Linked DNA regions of Homo sapiens: region 1 is linked to region 2. Evidence: chromatin loops called from intact Hi-C (ENCODE). Cell type or tissue: A673. All regions are shown on one strand. Each heading gives the region's core, and the rest is flanking DNA. Links, peaks and the distances in the headings are about the cores only.

What was found. A loop is a pair of places that touch in the nucleus more often than their neighbours do. Peaks named below come from ENCODE experiments on the same cell type or tissue, not always from the same donor. Only the 100,000 strongest peaks of a DNase experiment are listed, where the experiment ranks them.
Region 1: a loop joins it to region 2, with 2.5 times the contacts of the local background. A loop is called at or near these places in 4 of 110 quality-filtered maps.

Annotation. Positions count from the first base shown.
Region 1 is chr12:19,625,958-19,634,295 of GRCh38, forward strand. The region is part of intron 3 of LOC101928387 (a long non-coding RNA gene); the gene reads left to right. Among named protein-coding and RNA genes, the nearest start is that of AEBP2, 190 kb to the left of the region's middle. RefSeq lists an enhancer at 2,247-2,747. In A673, for the core only: no CTCF peak of the experiment used is centred there; DNase peaks (open chromatin) are centred at 4,784, 5,414, 6,894 and 7,264; H3K27ac peaks cover 6,092 bases.
Region 2 is chr12:19,570,932-19,579,269 of GRCh38, forward strand. The region is part of intron 3 of LOC101928387 (a long non-coding RNA gene); the gene reads left to right. Among named protein-coding and RNA genes, the nearest start is that of AEBP2, 140 kb to the left of the region's middle. RefSeq lists an enhancer at 2,214-2,303. In A673, for the core only: CTCF peaks have their summits at 2,075 (motif pointing right) and 3,794; DNase peaks (open chromatin) are centred at 2,130 and 5,140; H3K27ac peaks cover 4,542 bases.

The DNA.
Region 1 (8,338 bases), core at 257-8,256, 55 kb after region 2:
CCTCTCTCCTCCTGCCATGGTTCTGAGGCCTCCCCAGCCACGTGGAACTGTAAGTCCAATTAAACCTCTTTTTCCTCCCAGTTTTGGGTACGTCTTTATCAGCAGCATGAAAATGGACTAATATACCATCCTTATGTCCATGTGTACCCAAAATTTAGCACCCACTTATAAGTGAGAACACACAGTATTTAGTTTTCTGTTTCTGCATTAATCACTTAGGATAATTGCCTCCAGCTGCATTCATGTTCCTGCAAAGGACATGATTTTATTCTTTTTTTTTTTTTTTGGCTGTATAGTATTCTATTGGTGTATATATGCCACAGTTTCTTTGTCTGGTCTACCATGAATGGGCACCTAGCTTGATTCCGTGTGTTTACTATTGTGAATAGTGCTGCAGTGAATGTATGAGTGCATGTGTCTTTTTGGCAGAATGGTTTATTTTACTGGTATATATCCAGTAATGTGATTGCTGGGTCAAATGGTAGTTCTATTTTTAGCTCTTTGAAAAATCTCCAAACTGCTTTTCATAATGGCTGAATTATTTTATGTTCCCACCAACAGCATATAAACATTCCCTTTTCTCCACAGATTTATGAACATCTTTTTTTTTATTTTTTTAATAATAGTCATTTGAATGGTGTGAGATTATATTTCATTGCGGTTTTGAGTTGCATTTCTCCAATGACTAGTGAGGTCGAGAGCCTTTATCATATATTTGTTGGCTGCTTGTATGTCATCTTTTGTGAAGAGTCTGTTCATGTCCTTTACCCACTTTCTAATGGGGTTAATTTTTTTTCTTGTTGATTTGTTTATGTTTCTTATAGATTCAGGATATTAGTCCTTTGTCAGGTGCATAGTTTGCAAGTATTTTCTCCCATTCTGTAAACCTACTGGTGCTAGTTAGTGAGTCTACCTAGAAGAATAAGGCCTTGCCCTTAGGGAGCCTAAGCCCAGTGAGGCAGTCACACTACCCAGTGCAGTATAAAAAGTACTGGAATGGAGTCACATACGACATGCCATTGGGAGGCAGATGAGGCAGGTGCTAAATGTATCTGGAGAAGCTTGGAAAAGTGTCCCTTAGGGAGATGCCTTTCTTAAATAGGTGTAGAACAGAGGAAAGGACATTGTAATCAGAAGAATGGATGCATGCAAAGACAATGATGCTTGCACAGATGACCTGTGCTGGAACAGTGGAAGGCTAAAGGGGCTAGAGCTTTGTGGTGGAGATGGCATGAGGTGAGTCTAGGATCTCCTGGGGATGGGTAAAAATGGGAGGTTGGGAGCATGGAGATAGGATGAGGGTTACAGGGGCATTCCTCAGTCTGAAGGGGGTTCAGTCTGAAGGGGGGCAGTGCTGGGGCACAGGAGGCAAATGGTGCCTATAAATAGCTTGGATGTTGAATAAGTAAAATAGGTTAGATGTCAGCACAATAAAAATTTATTGTTGTCTTCTATCACCCTGTATAATTTATTCAGTGGGATAAGAACCCCTTGCTTTGGGATGAAGACCCAGGCAGGCCCATGACTTTTCTGCTTGCTCGTAGTAAGTTGACCGTTCTGCTTCAGTGCAGCTGCATCAGACCAATCTGTTTCAACTTTTATGTACAGTTGTGAGTTGTTTTTCAGTTGCCATGCCCCCTGCTCCCAGTTGAAGGTCATATAATCTGAGCATGCCCAGAGAAACCAGCGTGTAACCACTAGTAGAACCTGAGCGCTCAGACCGAGGAGTGGGGACTGTATTAAGAAGTGGACATCGTCTGGCAGGAGCCCTGGTGCCACCCCATGGCAGGATCCAGTCCCTTATGCCTACTGCCATCACCTCACCGTAAGATCCAATCAGATCACACCTCATTGCCCTCTGTCTATAAAACTTGCCCCAGCCCTCAGCTCAGGGAGACAGATTTGAGCATTTCCTCTTGTCTCCTTGCTAGTCAACACACAATAAATCTTTCTCTTTGCAAAAGCCTGGTGCTTTGATGTTTGACTTTCCATTACTGTAGGCAAATGAACTCAGTTTGGTTCTGCGACATTAATTTGCATACACTCAGTCCCAATTTAGTATTTAAAAATGTCCAGTTTATTCTGGGTGTGGTGGCTCATGCCTATAATCCCAGCACTTTGGGAGGCAGAGGTGGGAGGATTGCTTTAGACCCAGAGTTCAAGACCAGCTTGGACAACGTAGTGAGACCCCTGTCTTTGCAAAAAATAAAAAAATTATCTGGGCATGGTTGCATGTGCCTGTGGTCTCAGCTGAGGTGGGAGGATCACCTGAGCTGAGGAGTTCGAGGCTGCAGTGAGCAGAAATCATGCCACTGCACTCCAACTTGGGCGATAGAGTGAAACCCTGTTTCAGAAAACAAACAAATGAACAAACAAAAAACAAATAAAAATGTCGAGTTTAATATATTAATTAACACTTAAATCTTCATTCAAAGATAAGACCACTCCCCCTCCACCTTCCAGCAGGGGTTCTTAAGAGTTCCTTCCCCAACCTTAGATGGTCTGGAGCATGTGCGAGGGAGCCAGGAGTCTCTGAAGGGGAGGCCTAGGCGAGTTCTTCTGTGGCTCTCCATTCTTCTCTTCCACTCTCTAGATGCCATTTTGACCCCAGGAGATGGTGAGTGCTTTCTGTGCCTGGATGGCGTCACCCTCTCCAGGCTTGACAGATGTTTAAAGCTGTCTTTCTTCCTTGTGACACTTTTGTGAGCCCAGCGAGTGCCCATGCATTTCACGTGGTAGCCTGTAGATGAGGATGATGCCTCCCCTCTGGCTTGCTGATGCCCCTCTGCTGCTGGTCCTCACAGCACAGCATTCCTTACAGACTTACCCTGTTGGAAGCACCTTGTCCTCCTAGGTGGTCCCCTTGGTTGGGAATTAAAATGGCTCCAAGTCCACCTTCTCTGGCCCTTGGTCCCCAGGGATCCCCAGGAGACCTGTACACATCTTCACCTTGGCAAACTCCGGGCATGTAGGCCCCTCCTATTCGGGTGCAACAGCCTCTGTCCTGCTGCTACCGGCTGCGTTATTTCCCGAGACACAAGTTGGACACACATCTCCGGTGGCTCACAAGACATTTCCTACCCTCTGAGTGGTCCCTTGGAAGCCCCACATTGAGCTTGAGGTGAAGATGGAAGTACCTCACAGGGTGAACAGGGTTCCAAATAAGTCTCATTACAGATTTTCTATTTCTCCACCTCAATCCTTCTATATTCCAGAGGCAAAGACTTCTAAGGGTGGAGAAGAGAAGGGCAGGGCCAAGAGTTTGGGAACCAGTTTTTGGACCTGCATTTGTAAATTTTGGCTATGGTCACATGGCACCTCTCTTTGAAGTTTTACAATTGTTATTTCTTGGGATATCTATGAAAATGTTAATGTTAATGTCCTATTAAGTGTGTAACAATCTGGCTGTGTGCAGTATAAAAAGCTGGCTTGGAATATGTTGGGGAAAGGGAGGAATGGCATGGGTAGTTAACATAATAAAATCATTGAGAATTCATAATGTGTTAGGTGCTGTTCTAAGCATGTTGTAAAGAATAACGATCTAAATGGTCATAACTCTGTGAGTTGATAGGAATATTCCCTCCCCTGCTTTTTTATAGATTAGGAGAGAGGTACAGAGGAGATAGTTAGCTTGCCCAAGATGGCAGAGCTGAATAGCATAGCTGGGATTCCAGTCTGGGCAGTCTGACCCTACAGAATGGACTAAATTGCTATGTATCATTGGCTGCCAGAAATTATGCTAAGTGCTTTACATAGATTCTCTCACTGACGTGCTTTTAATAACTCTATGAGGTATATGTTACTATAGTCTGTATTTTATATGAAGAAACAATCTCAGGGAGGTTAATTAATTTGCTGAAGGTCATCTAATCAATGAGTGGTGGGGCTGGAATACTAATCCAGGTGGAATTGATTCCCGAGGTTTGCTGGTCGCTGCTGCAATACTGGTTTCCTCACAGAGAATGAAGATGTGCGACTTTTCCAGGAAAATGCAAAGGTGCAGACTCTGCATCCAGACCCCCTGAGGTTCAAGTCATGACCCCTCACTTCCCAGCTGGGGGGCATTGGTGTCTGGCTCCAGAATGTCCTCTTAATTGCTCTGCTATGTAGAGCTCCTACTCCGTGCCTCAGTCAACTTCACCTGTAAACTGACCATAATAATTGTATGACAGTGTAGGGTCATTATGAAGATAAAATGAGTTAATATGGGTAAAATGCTTAGAAGAATGTTTAGTGCATAATAAATGCTCTATAAATGTTAACTGTTATTGTTACACTAATTCAAGATGGAATCAGAACATTTTGCTGGGTGCAGTGCCTCAAACATGTAATCCCAGAACTTTGGGAGGACCACTTGAGCACAGGAATTTGAGACAAGCCTGGGCAACATAGTGAGACACTCTCTACAAAACAAACAAACAAACAAAAAAATTAGCCAGAGGTGGTGGCATGTGCCTGTAGTCCTAGCTACTTGGAAGGATGAAGCCAGAGAAGAGCTTGAGCCTGGGAGATCCAGGCTGTAGTGAGCAGTGATTATGCCGCTGCACTCCAGCCTGCACAACAGAGTAAGATCCTATCAAAAAAAAAAAAAAAAAGAGAAAATTTTACTGTTACCGTGTGTCTGTTCCTAGACTATTAGTACATAGAAAGTACAAATTTAGGTTGTGGAAATTATGCTTTGTTCCTCAATGTTCCCAGGGACTAAGAACTTCCATACAGAAGCAAATTGGCTCTCTGTCAAGGTGGTAATAATTATTAGGTTTCTTTTACTGTTTGCTTATCCTGTCACCTGAATACACCCATAAGCAATTACATAGGAATCAAGAACTGCAGTTTTTCTTGTAAAGAGCAAATTTGAATAGTCAGATATCTTGCTCTGATCAAAAGCTTGGCTGAGAAAAAATGATGTTTATGAACAGGATAGAGTCTTCCCCTAATTTATTCCTTCCTTCCTTCCTTCCTTCCTTCCTTCCTTCCTTCCTTCCTTCCTTCCTTCCTTCCTTCCTCCTTCCCTCCCTCTCTCTCTTTCTCTCTTTCTTTTTTTCTCTCTTTCTCTCTTTCCTCTCTCTCTCTCTCTCTCTCTGCCTTTCTTTCTTTTTTTTTTTTTGACAGAATCTTGCTCTGTTACCCAGGCTGGAGTGCAATGGCGAGATCTCGGCTCACTGCAACCTCCGCCTCCTTGGTTCGAGTGATTCCCTACCTCAGCCTCCTGAGTACAGGTACCTGCCACTACGCCCAGCTAATTTTTTGTATTTTTTACTAGAGACAGGGTTTCACCATATTGGTCAGGCTGGTCTTGAACTCCTGACCTCAGGCTGCCTTGGCCTCCCAAAGTGTTGAGATTGCAGGCATGAGCCACTGCACCCGGCCCCCTAATTTCATCATATGGATCCAATCTGTTCTTTTGACTTAGATGGATTCATTTACTCAGGGGCAGACTATTGAGTGCACAATTCTAGATACTGGGGATACATCCAGGAACAAACAAAACAGACAAAACCACCTGCCATCAGGGAGCGTATGTTGCAGTGGGTGAGAGAGACAATGAACAAATATGTGAAATATATAGTAAGTCAGAAGGAAATAAAGGAATAGTGAAAGATAGGAAAAGAGGGGAAATGCTAGGGGGTTTGCAATTTTGAATAGAGTAGTGTTGGCCCAAAAGGAAGAAGCTGAGGCCCAAATGATAATTTAAATAGTCTACTAGACCCAAAGTGAGGACAGTTGCCCAGAAGGCTCAGAGCCACATAACCTTGGACATGAGCTTCCTTTGGCCTTTGTTACAAGTAAGTTTCTAAAGGCAAAAAGGGGACAGGGAGCGTATCAGCGGACAACTGATACAAAGTTTTTTGTCAGATATTTTCACTGGTTTACAGAAATAATATTGATTTGTGATTGGCTATCCATGGTTAAGCTATAGGGTGGGTTATAAGTGTCTGGTGTGGCATTATTAGGCTAATTTACATCTACTGTGGCAACAACAAGCAGTTTCAAGAGATGAATACACAGCTCAAAGTGGGGAGTAGAGTGTGATTGCTGTCTGATTTTAATGTCTTTCTGGGCTTGAGAGAGAGATATATATAAATATAATATTATAATAATATAATCATATTATAGTATATATAATATGTTATATATTTTTATAGTATATATAATATATATTTATATAATATATTATTATAATGATATACAATATATTATATAAATATATATTATAATGACATATATATTATATGTGATATATATAATATATATCACATATATAATATATAAATATAATATATATTATATAATATATAATGTATAATATAATATATTATTATATAATATATAATAATATAATAATATACAATATAATATTATTATATATAATAATATATAATATAATATTATAATATATAATAATATATAATATAATATTATATTATATATAACAATATATAATATATTATTGTATTATATATAACAATATATATTATTGTATTATATATAACAATATATATTATTATATTATATATAATTATATATACATAATATATAATATAATATATTATATATAATATAGAATATAATAATATATAATATATAATATAATTATATATAATATATAATTATATAATATACAATAATATATTATAGTATATTATATATAATATATAATATAATATTATATAGTATATACAATAATATATAATATTATTATATTATAATAATAATATAGCTGTTGCTGGGGGAGGGATGCTATCCTTGCACAGGGCAAATGGTTGATGATGATGCCATTCATTTATATTGCACTTTGCAGTTTAGGAAGGTCTTTACAAATCTACATGGCAGGGCCGTGTCTTATTCATCACTGCTTCCCCAGTGCCTAGCAGACATCCTGTGCTCCCTGAGTGTTGAACATTCATTTTCTCATTTCTTCTCCTACAACAAACCTATAGGACAGTCAGGCAAGAAATCTTTATTTCCATTTAATATTTATTTCATTTAGGATCATTAGGAGTGAAATCACAGAGCCGCCTGCTAAGTGGTGAAGCTACTGGACTTTTAAGTCCTGTGGGTCTTTCCCTTCTATCTTGGAAGGTATTAAGAAGCCCAGTCCTTTCCTACAGAATGATTGGCAGATAATTAACTTTTTGGTGGTGCCGTTTATTTGAGAGGTAAACGAAACCAGTAGTGCCTCATGCCTAGAATTTGAAGGCCAAATTAAATTTTCTCCTATCGTGTGTGGCTAGAGAAAATAAGAAATCCTGTTAAAGTATAAACTCAGGCATGAAACTGTTGCTCTGAATCTTGTTATCATTTAACATTGAACAAAGCGAACCAGAACAAGACATGCAAAGGCCTTTTACATGCTGCTTAAAGTTACACACCCAGGAAATCATATGCACATGTCTATGTGCACATACATTGAATTGCAAGTTCAGTGGCTTTAAATCTTCTTTCCATATGCAGAATTTTTATAAGCAGCAAATGCTACAGATGTGACTTTGGGGTTTAATGAAAAAATTTGTATGGATAACATATGTTTCCTTTATAGAAAACAATCTCAGCCTGTTGAAATTGCCTGAGTTTTCAAGTGATCGTGGAATAATTTGATTTGACTCTTAAGTCTTAGTTTCCTTCCCATTTTTTTTGGTGTGTCATGGTTCCTGGGAGAGTCTTATTTTTAATTCTGGAGTCCTGTTCTAAATAAGAAAAAGGAATACTTCTTTATTTGTAGTTGATTCTATGTAAATATGTCTTTGACAAATGTGAAAATGTTTTAGGTGCTGGGAGGTACATGGTATATGTAAAATTGTAACTTCATGTTCTTTGCTTCAACTTTGGGGGACAGATTTAATTAGCAGCCTAACTGAGTTTCTTTAGCCTAATTGAGTTTCTCTGCTCTTGGAAGAGCATGCGTTAGGGAAATTATCTTAGAATAAGTTAGAAGCGAGCCTGCAATTTTCTTGATCTTGAATGCCCTTTGGGAGAAATGGTATGAGTTAGTATTAAGTTACTCTATTTGAAGATTCATCATCTTTCAAACACACACCTTAAAGAGGCCATACATTTCTCATAGAACTTACTACAGGGTCTGATTTTATATTTTAGTCTCATCTTGGATATGCCCTAAACTCTGCAATATGTCTCCTGTAGCTTTTCTAAAGGATCAGCAGTTTGAGATTTCTAAGGAAACCAAATTAATTTTGGCAGAAATAGTTAAAGCCATGGTGAGAATGGGGTTCAAGACACTCTACCCCAAAATATGGTACCTTGCGATATTGAATATTTTAAACTGAGGGTCTTGGAGAAAATGGCAGAAGTAGGAAGGTCACTCTGATCTCCTCCCATT
Region 2 (8,338 bases), core at 114-8,113:
GGCTAATTTTTTTTTGTATTTTTTAGTAGAGACGGGGTTTCACCATGTTAGCAAGGATGGTCTCGATCTCCTGATCTTGTGATCCACCCGCCTTGGCCTCCCAAAGTGCTGGGATTACAGGCTTGAGCCACCGTGCCCGGCCGACCAATTTTCTTAGTGTTGATTTCTATTTTTATTGCCCTGTGGTCTGAGAGTGTGTTTGGTATGATTTTTTAATTTTGCTGATGATCACTTTATGGACAATTCTGTGGTCAATTTTAGAGTATAAGCCACATGCAGATGAGAAGAATGTATATTTTGTTGGTTTTGGGTGGTGAGTTCTGTAGATATCTATTAGGCCCATTTGGTCAAATGTCAAGTTGAGGTCCTGTATTTCTTTTTAGCCTTCTGCCTCAATAACCTGTTTAATACTGTCAGTGGGGTGTTGAAGTCTCTCAGTATTATTATGTGGTTATCTAAATCTCTTCATAGGTCTCTAAGAACTTGTTTTATGATTCTGGGTACTCCTGGGCTGGGTGCATATATGTTTAGGATACTTAGGTCTTATTATTGAATTGAACTCTTTACCATTATGTAATGCTCTTTTCATCTTTTTTTGATCATTATTGGTTTAAAGTCTATTTCATCTGAAATTAGAATAGCAACCTCTGCTTTTTTCTGTTTACTGTTTGCTTGGTAGGTTTCTCTCCATCCTTTTACTTTAAGCTTATGGTGTCATTGCATGTGAGATGGATCTCTTAAAGACAGCGTAGAGTTGGGTTTTGCTTCTTTATCCAACTTGCCACTCTGTGTCTTTTAACTGGGACATTTAGCCAACTTACGTTTAAGGTCAATATTGACGTGTAGATTTGATGCTGCTATCTTATTGTTAGCTGGTTACTATGCAGACTTGATTGTATGGTTGCTTTGGTTGCATTATAGTGTCAGTGGTCTCTGTACTTAAGTGTGTTTTTGTAGTGGCTGGTGAAGGTCTTTTGTTTTCAGATTTAGCACCTTCTTAGGTACCTCTTGTAAGGCAATGGTAATGAATCCCCTTGACATTTGCTTCTCTGAAAATGATCTTATTTCTCCTTCGCTCATGAAGCTTAATTTGTCGGTTTATGAAATTCTTAGTTGTAATTTCTTTTTTTAAGGAATGCTGAGTATAGGCCCCCAATCTCTTCTGGCTTGTAGAGATTCTGCAGAAAAATCCACGGTTAACCTGATGTATTTCCCGTCGCAGGTGACCTGCCTCTTCTCTCTAGGTGCCTTTAATATTTTTTCTTTCATGTTTACCTTGGATAATCTGATGATTATGTGTCTTGGAGATGGTCATTTCTCTGCATTTCCTGAATTTGAATGTTGGTCTCTCTGTCGAGGCTGGGGAAATTTTCCTGGATGATATCCTCAAATACGTTTTCCAAGTTGTTTGTTTTCTCTTCCTCTCTTTCAGGGATGCCAGTGAGTCATAGGTTTTCTCTCTTTACATAATCCCATATTTCTTGTAGTTTTTGTTTATTCTTCTTTATACCTTTTTTCTGACAGTTATTTTTGAGAATCAGTCTTCAAGCTCTAAGATTCTTTCCTCAGGTTGGTCTGTTCTGCTGTTAATACTTGTGATTGTATTATATAATTTCTGTAATGCGTTTTTTGGCTCTATTAGATCAGTTTGGTTTTTTCTTATAAAAGCCATTTCATTTTTCAGCTCCTGGATTGTTTTACTGCAATCCTTAGATTCCTTGAATTGGGTTTTGACTTTCTCCCCAGTCTTGATGATATTCAATCCTATTTATATTCTGAATTCTGGCTCTGTCATTTCATCCATTTCAATCTGTTAAAGAACCCTTGCTGGGGAACCAGTGCCATCATTTGGAGGAAAGAAGACACTCTTGTCTTTTTGAGTTGCCAGAGTTCTCGCACTGGTTCTTTCTCATCTGGGCTGAAGTTCCTTTATCTGTGCTGTAATTTGAGTACAGTCAGTTTTCTGGATGTTTTCAGAGGGCCGAGGCTTTGTGCAGGGTCTTTATTTGTATTAACAGGTGAATTCTTATCTTTGGTTTCACAGGAGGATGTATTAGCAAAACGTTTTTGGTGTTGAAATTTGGGCTGTGATCCAGCAGATGGCGCTTAAGTGTAATGGCCAATTAGGTAGGCTCTTGCTCAGCCATGTGGGTCCTCTGTATTTCCTTGTGTTTGTAGTTGTACTCCCTCTCAGCACTCCCAATGTTTGGGCTCCTCTACTCCTCGATTCTGGCTGCAGATCTCGGCTTGCCACTCCCGGGCTGCACACTGAAGTCCTGAGCCGAGCTCAGGCTTTATGTTCCCTCCACAGCTTGGAGGAAGCAGGGGAAGGGATCTTGGCGGTGGCTGTGGAAGAGGTCCTTTCACTTGTCTCTTGGGGATCCATCCCAGAGAAATGCCGAGCCGCTCCCAATCAGCGGGATTGGCCGAGGGTGAGGTGGCTGGGTTGTGGGCCTAAGCCAAGGGGCCCGGCCTGGTGGTGAACAGGGGGGCCGATGGCTCACAGGAGAGACAGACTGGCCTCTTCTCCTTAGGACGGCTGTGGTGTGCTGGAAGTGTGGGTAAAGCACTCAGGGTTTTTGTTCCTTTCCCAATCTGAAGGCAGCAAGGGCAGGACCGCTGCGGTGGCAGTGAGAGACGGGCTTCTGGTTGTCTCTGGGAGCTCTCTATCTTGGAGATGCGCAGAGCTGCTGCTAATGGGAATGTTCAGCCAGGGGGTGAGACGGCTGCGCTGCTGGCCTGAGCCGGCCCTGCTTGGTGAAGAGTGGGGGCCGAGGGCTCACAGGAAAGGAGACTGGGCCCCTCTCTCTGCGGTGACTGTGGCGTGCTGGAGGCGCCAGTAAAATTTCCAGGCTCTGTTCCTTCTCCAGTCCAAGGGCAGCAAGGGCAGAACCGATGCAGTGGCTGCGACAGAGGGGCTGTCGGTTGCCTTTGGGACCGCCCCCCCTCTCCAGGGAAACTCAGAGCCCCCAGCAAAATGGGTGTGCTCAGCCGGGGGTGGGGCGGCTGCTCTGTGGTCCAGAGCTGGGGGCCCTGCCTGGTGAAGAGTGGGGGTGGGGGCTCTCAGGGAAGAGAGACTGGGCTTCTCTCTGCATGGTGGCTGCCATGCGCTCGCTCGAGGTTCCAGAGTAGCGAGCAGGCCCTTTGTTCCTTCCCTAGTTCAGGCTGGTCGTGCGGGGGCCCAGGTTGGGAGGCCCTGCCCAGTGAGGAGGAGCAAGGGCTGTCACCCCATGGAAAACAGTCTGGCAGCTTTTCCACGAAGCGCTGCTGTGCTGGAGGCCTGTCTTAGTTCCTAATCACAGCTTCCCTCAGGAACCTGGGGGGCAACAGGAGAGAGGATGGCAGAGCAGCAAAAATGGTGGCCTGCCTGCATCCTCTAGGAGCCGTGGCCCAGGGAAGTGGAGAGTTGCCCCCCACCTAAGAGTTAGGCGGGGCTGGCTGCGCTAGGGTCCCAGGCCAGTGGGTCTTGTCCAGTGAGGTGCAGTGGTGCGAGGCTCAAACTCCTGGGCTCACACAATTCTCCTGCCTCGGCCTAAGTGCTGGGATTACAGGCATTAGCCACTGCGCACTCTACCTTTTTTTTTTTTTTTCTTATTTTTTCTTCCAAACAGGATTTTGAGAGCCAAAAGAAAGGAACTGAAAGAATCTAGGCACATTATACTATAGCTATATAATTAGCAAGAAACTTGAGGAAGAATGAGATTGCCTCATCTGTGGCCTTGGGGAGAGGAGAGGAGGACATCTGGGTTATGGGATTAGAGTTTACAGGAGATTAGAGTTATGGGGTGATAAGCCCTCTGCTGGAGGGTGGAGAGAAATGAGGTGGGTATCAGGAACCTGGTGAGTTTCACTGGTGGCTGTCCTGAGGCAGCAAATGGGAGCCAAGCTGAAGCTTATAGAGAATTCACCCATCAAAGGTGGACCATGTGCCATGTGTGGATTGTGCAGTGGGCCACCTGCCCACACACCAACACTGACAAGCTCTATCAAAATTGTCCAGTCTGTACATTTCAAGAGTTCAGTGTACTTCTCTTCCTGTTTTTCCCCTCTTCTCTTCAAATGCAAGGAAAGGGTAATCTTAAGATTCAGAAGAGTGATTTGTTTTTCCCCGCGTAGTGAGCAGTTTTCTCGCCCCCAACTAATAAACCATCTATTCTTTTCCCATTAAGCAATATATATCACATAAAAATTTCATTTAGAAATGAGCCTGTCTCTGGCAGATTCACCATTTTAATAAGAGGCCCTAAACTTTTCCATGCTTTCCATGAAAGCTAAAGGTCATTAGCACAGAAGGAAAAGAAAGAGCTGTGAAACATATCCATACTCTGTCAATGACCTGAGGTGGGGTAGGCAACTGCAACTGCAAGACTCATCAATTGAACATATGTAGGTTTTTAGTATCTAGTAGATTACACAAAACACATACAGGACTTTGTAAATTTGAAGGGAGAAGGTTGGAGAATATGGCAAAGGAGGATCATATCCGTACTAGTCAGCTAGGAAAAACAAGCTGGGAAAAAATGAGAACAGAGTAGATGAATTGCATAGGAATTTCTGAAATATTCTAAGAATGCCATGGATTAAATAGGATTTTATGAACTTGCCTGGGAAGCTAATGATCGTTTCTATGAGAAAATGTATTTCACTTTTCAACTCAGGATATCTGGAACATATCTCTCTTTGTCACAGTTCCAGAAGAATTCCCAGGAATTTAGCTTTCCCTTTACTCTAATCTCAGAAGGAGCTATACCCTCTTTGAAGCTCCATAGAGAGAAATAGGAACAAACTTACCCAAAACACACGGTGGGTATGAGTGCTGATTTTTATCCCCATGGAGAAAGGGAATTTTACAGCAATGAGCATAGGGTCTCTGGTGAAAGGTCATATCCATACATATCTTTATAGAAAAAAAAAAAGAAGGCTTGGAAATAGTGAGAACAAAGCCCAGAGCCCAGGGCTTGGTGGGAAAGCAGGCCCTGGCTCCCCTTCCTGCATGTGAGTTTTGACTTCTTCCTGTGCTGGTCAGGGCTGCAAATGGCTGATAATATCACTGAAGCCTGGACTATCTTCAAAGCCCGACTGGCACAAAATGACATATTAATGTAGTATCTCATTTCCTTTGCATTCTGGGGACAAGTGGGATTGGCTCGATGCCCAGGGATATCCTGTGAACTCATGGAATAGGACTGGGCTAAGCCTGGCTAGCACCTGACAGATCCTGTCTATGGAACTAGGGACATTTTTTCTCACTGCTTGAATTGGTTGGAACATAAAACTAAGATGGCATTTGATCTGTCTTGCAAAGATTTGGTTCAGAAAAATCTTACAAATATGCTGATAGTAACTAAAATTTTCTCTGTATCTGTTGCTTAGATGCAATAATTATGTGTTGAAAATTGTATATATATCATATTTATATACTTTAGCACCTAGAAATGGAAGTATTTAGTGTTATGGAAAAACAGATGGATAGATGAATAAGCTCTCTCTCTCCTCTATTTTTCTTTCCCCATTTTATACTTTTTAAAAGTTAATTTAATAGGTAGATTAAAGACATCTTTAAATGACTGTAAAAATAAAGTTCATGTTTAGACAAATTTCCCAGTTGGAATTCTCTGTTTAAAACACTCTGTTTTCATGACCTGCACTGTTTATTTTACATTCAGAGATGTGAGCACATGGGAACCATTTGCAGAAAATGTCTCTGTTTACTTCTAAAACTGATATAATAGAGAAGCAGTGGGTAGAGGTTCAACCAGCTGACTTTCTAAAGCTAGCTGTATAATCTTTCTTTTTATTACTACTGACATGCATTTATGAAAAGAAAATGGAAGTTACGGAGTGTAATGAAGAGATAAATTCAGGCTATCTCTGAAAGTCTATGTAACACCCAGAATTTACAGAAATAAGGAAGTTCATAGTGATCCTTTGTGGTTGAAGTCTGGTAAGAAATGCTCAATGCCATTTTACCTCTTTGGACTGACAAATAATAATTGATTATAAAATAAAATGGACAGTCCCAGTTTGGACTGTCAGCACATCTACTACCAACAGTAGATTGCAAGAGCCTTCCAACTCATCTCTCTACACTCAATTTCTCCCCCCACACTCAATCCATCCTACAGCCTGCTGCCAGAGTGATCTTTAACACTGACCATAGCTTTCCCTGTCTTAAAATGTTGTAATGTTTTTTCCCTGTTGGTTTTGGGAGAGGTGAAAACTTGAGGTCTGTTGGTTAAAACAAGCTGAAGCTAGTTTACTTAAAAAATGTATATATGTGTGCGTAGTTTACTTAAAAAATTGTGTGTGTGTGTGTGTGTGTGTGTGTGTGTGTGTAATACACACAGACACACTTTTTCCTCCATAAACTGTGAGCCTGGAAAAACATGTAATAGTTGCCAACTGGGAAATTTGACAGGAAATCTAGATAGCCTGCTCTTATTAAAAACAAACAAACAAACAAAAAACCCAGAAGCTCTGGTAATGCCAGCCTTACATTTTTGCATAAGAATAATTACATTGTTCTCTTTGGAAGGACATGATTTCCCCTGTTTTTCACAGGATTCTATACTTTCTATTCTTCTTCTCATTCATATGATCTCATTTTGCTAATTTCCATGATCTATTTGGTATTTACAGGTATTTAAGTGTTTAACTCTTGGACTGTGGGCTCAAGTCCAGGTCCTTAGATTTGTGTATAAGAACCATCTGGTTTACATTAACTTTTTAAGGCTCATTTCTCACATCTTCTCCTCTTTAATTTTATTCTCCAAAAATAAGGTTGTCCTAATACACTATGTGATTTTTACTATTTCTAGGTCTTTCTATCTATCTGAAAAGGCTTCTCTATTTCCTAAATTATTTCTTCCCTCTTGAATGTGTTTCCTGATTTCCTTAGCGTTAGACATTCTTTCTTGGTATATATTTCTTGATACTAAAAATACTGTACTTTCATTATTGATTGTATTACTCTATATTTTACTTATTTGTATAAAATAAGGAGACACTTTCTTTTATATGAGCAGCAGGTGTAAAATTTCTTGTGGGGAAATCCAAGCCTTTGAAGAGGAGTAGCTTTGACCAGCTTGTTCAGGAGCTGAAGTGGAGGCCTCCAGGCTGAGGTGGGAGCTGTCCTGGGACTCAGAGAACCAGAGGAACCTCTGCATGAGTTACTGTTATGGAGGCAAACAGGAGGCTATGGACTGGGGCTGGAAGGAAAATTGAAGGACACAGAGAAGAGACTTAGGAGACTTGGGAGGAGAGAATTTTTTTTTTTTTTTTTTTTTTTTTTTTTTGAGACAGTCTCACTCTTTTGCCCAGGCTGGAGTGCAGTGGCACAATCCCAGCTCACTGCAGCCTCAACCTCCTGTGCTCAAGGGATCCTCCCACTTTAGCCTCTGTAGTAGCTGGGACTACAGCCACGGATCACCATGCCTGGCTAATTTTTTTGTATTTTTTTGTAGCAATGGGTTTTTGCCATGTTGTCTAGGCTAGTCTGGAACTCCTGGGCTCAAGCGATTTGCCTGTCTTTGCCTCCCAAAGTTTTGGGATTCCAGGCATGAGCCACTATGCCTAGCCACAAGAACTTTCAAATGGAGGATTTTAAAAGTAAACACCACCAGAAGAAGCATTAGTTGAAAAGCATTAAAAGAGACTGACCCTGGAGAATGGAGTAGGAATAGAAAGCAGGTAGGGTGAGGCAATTGCTTTTCACTGTAAGCTGTTTATAGTTTTTGAATTTCAAAACTCAAGTGCATGTAATAGTTTGATAAGTGATTTAAACATTACTTTTAGGAAAACCTAAATGTAACAATTCATTGCGTGTAATGTGAAACATGTGCATGGTGTAATAAATCACCAAATTTGGAGTGATTGTTTTTTTCACGAAAACCAGTGAAGAAGCTGATATCTGAGGACTGGCTGATGTGAGACCAGAAGTGTCAGCTTGTGAAGGTACGAAAGCAGCTAATATCTTAGCCACATTTGTATTTTTCTAAATGCACTCTTAAAAAAATTATCAAACTAGTACATGCCCTGGATTTAAAAAATTACAGAAGGCTGGCCGGGCATGGTGGCTCATGCTTGTAATCCCAGCACTTTGGGAGGCTGGGATGGGCGGATCACCTGAGGTCATGAGTTCGAGACCACCCTGGCCAACATGGTGAAACCCCGTCTCTACTAAAAACACAAAAAATTAGCTAGACTTGGTGGTGGGTGCCTGTAATCCCAGCTACTCGGGAGGCTGAGGCAGGAGAATCGCTTGAACCCAGGAGGCTGAGGCAGGAGAATCACTTGAACCCAGGAGGCGGAGGTTGCAGTGAGCTGAGATTGTGCCATT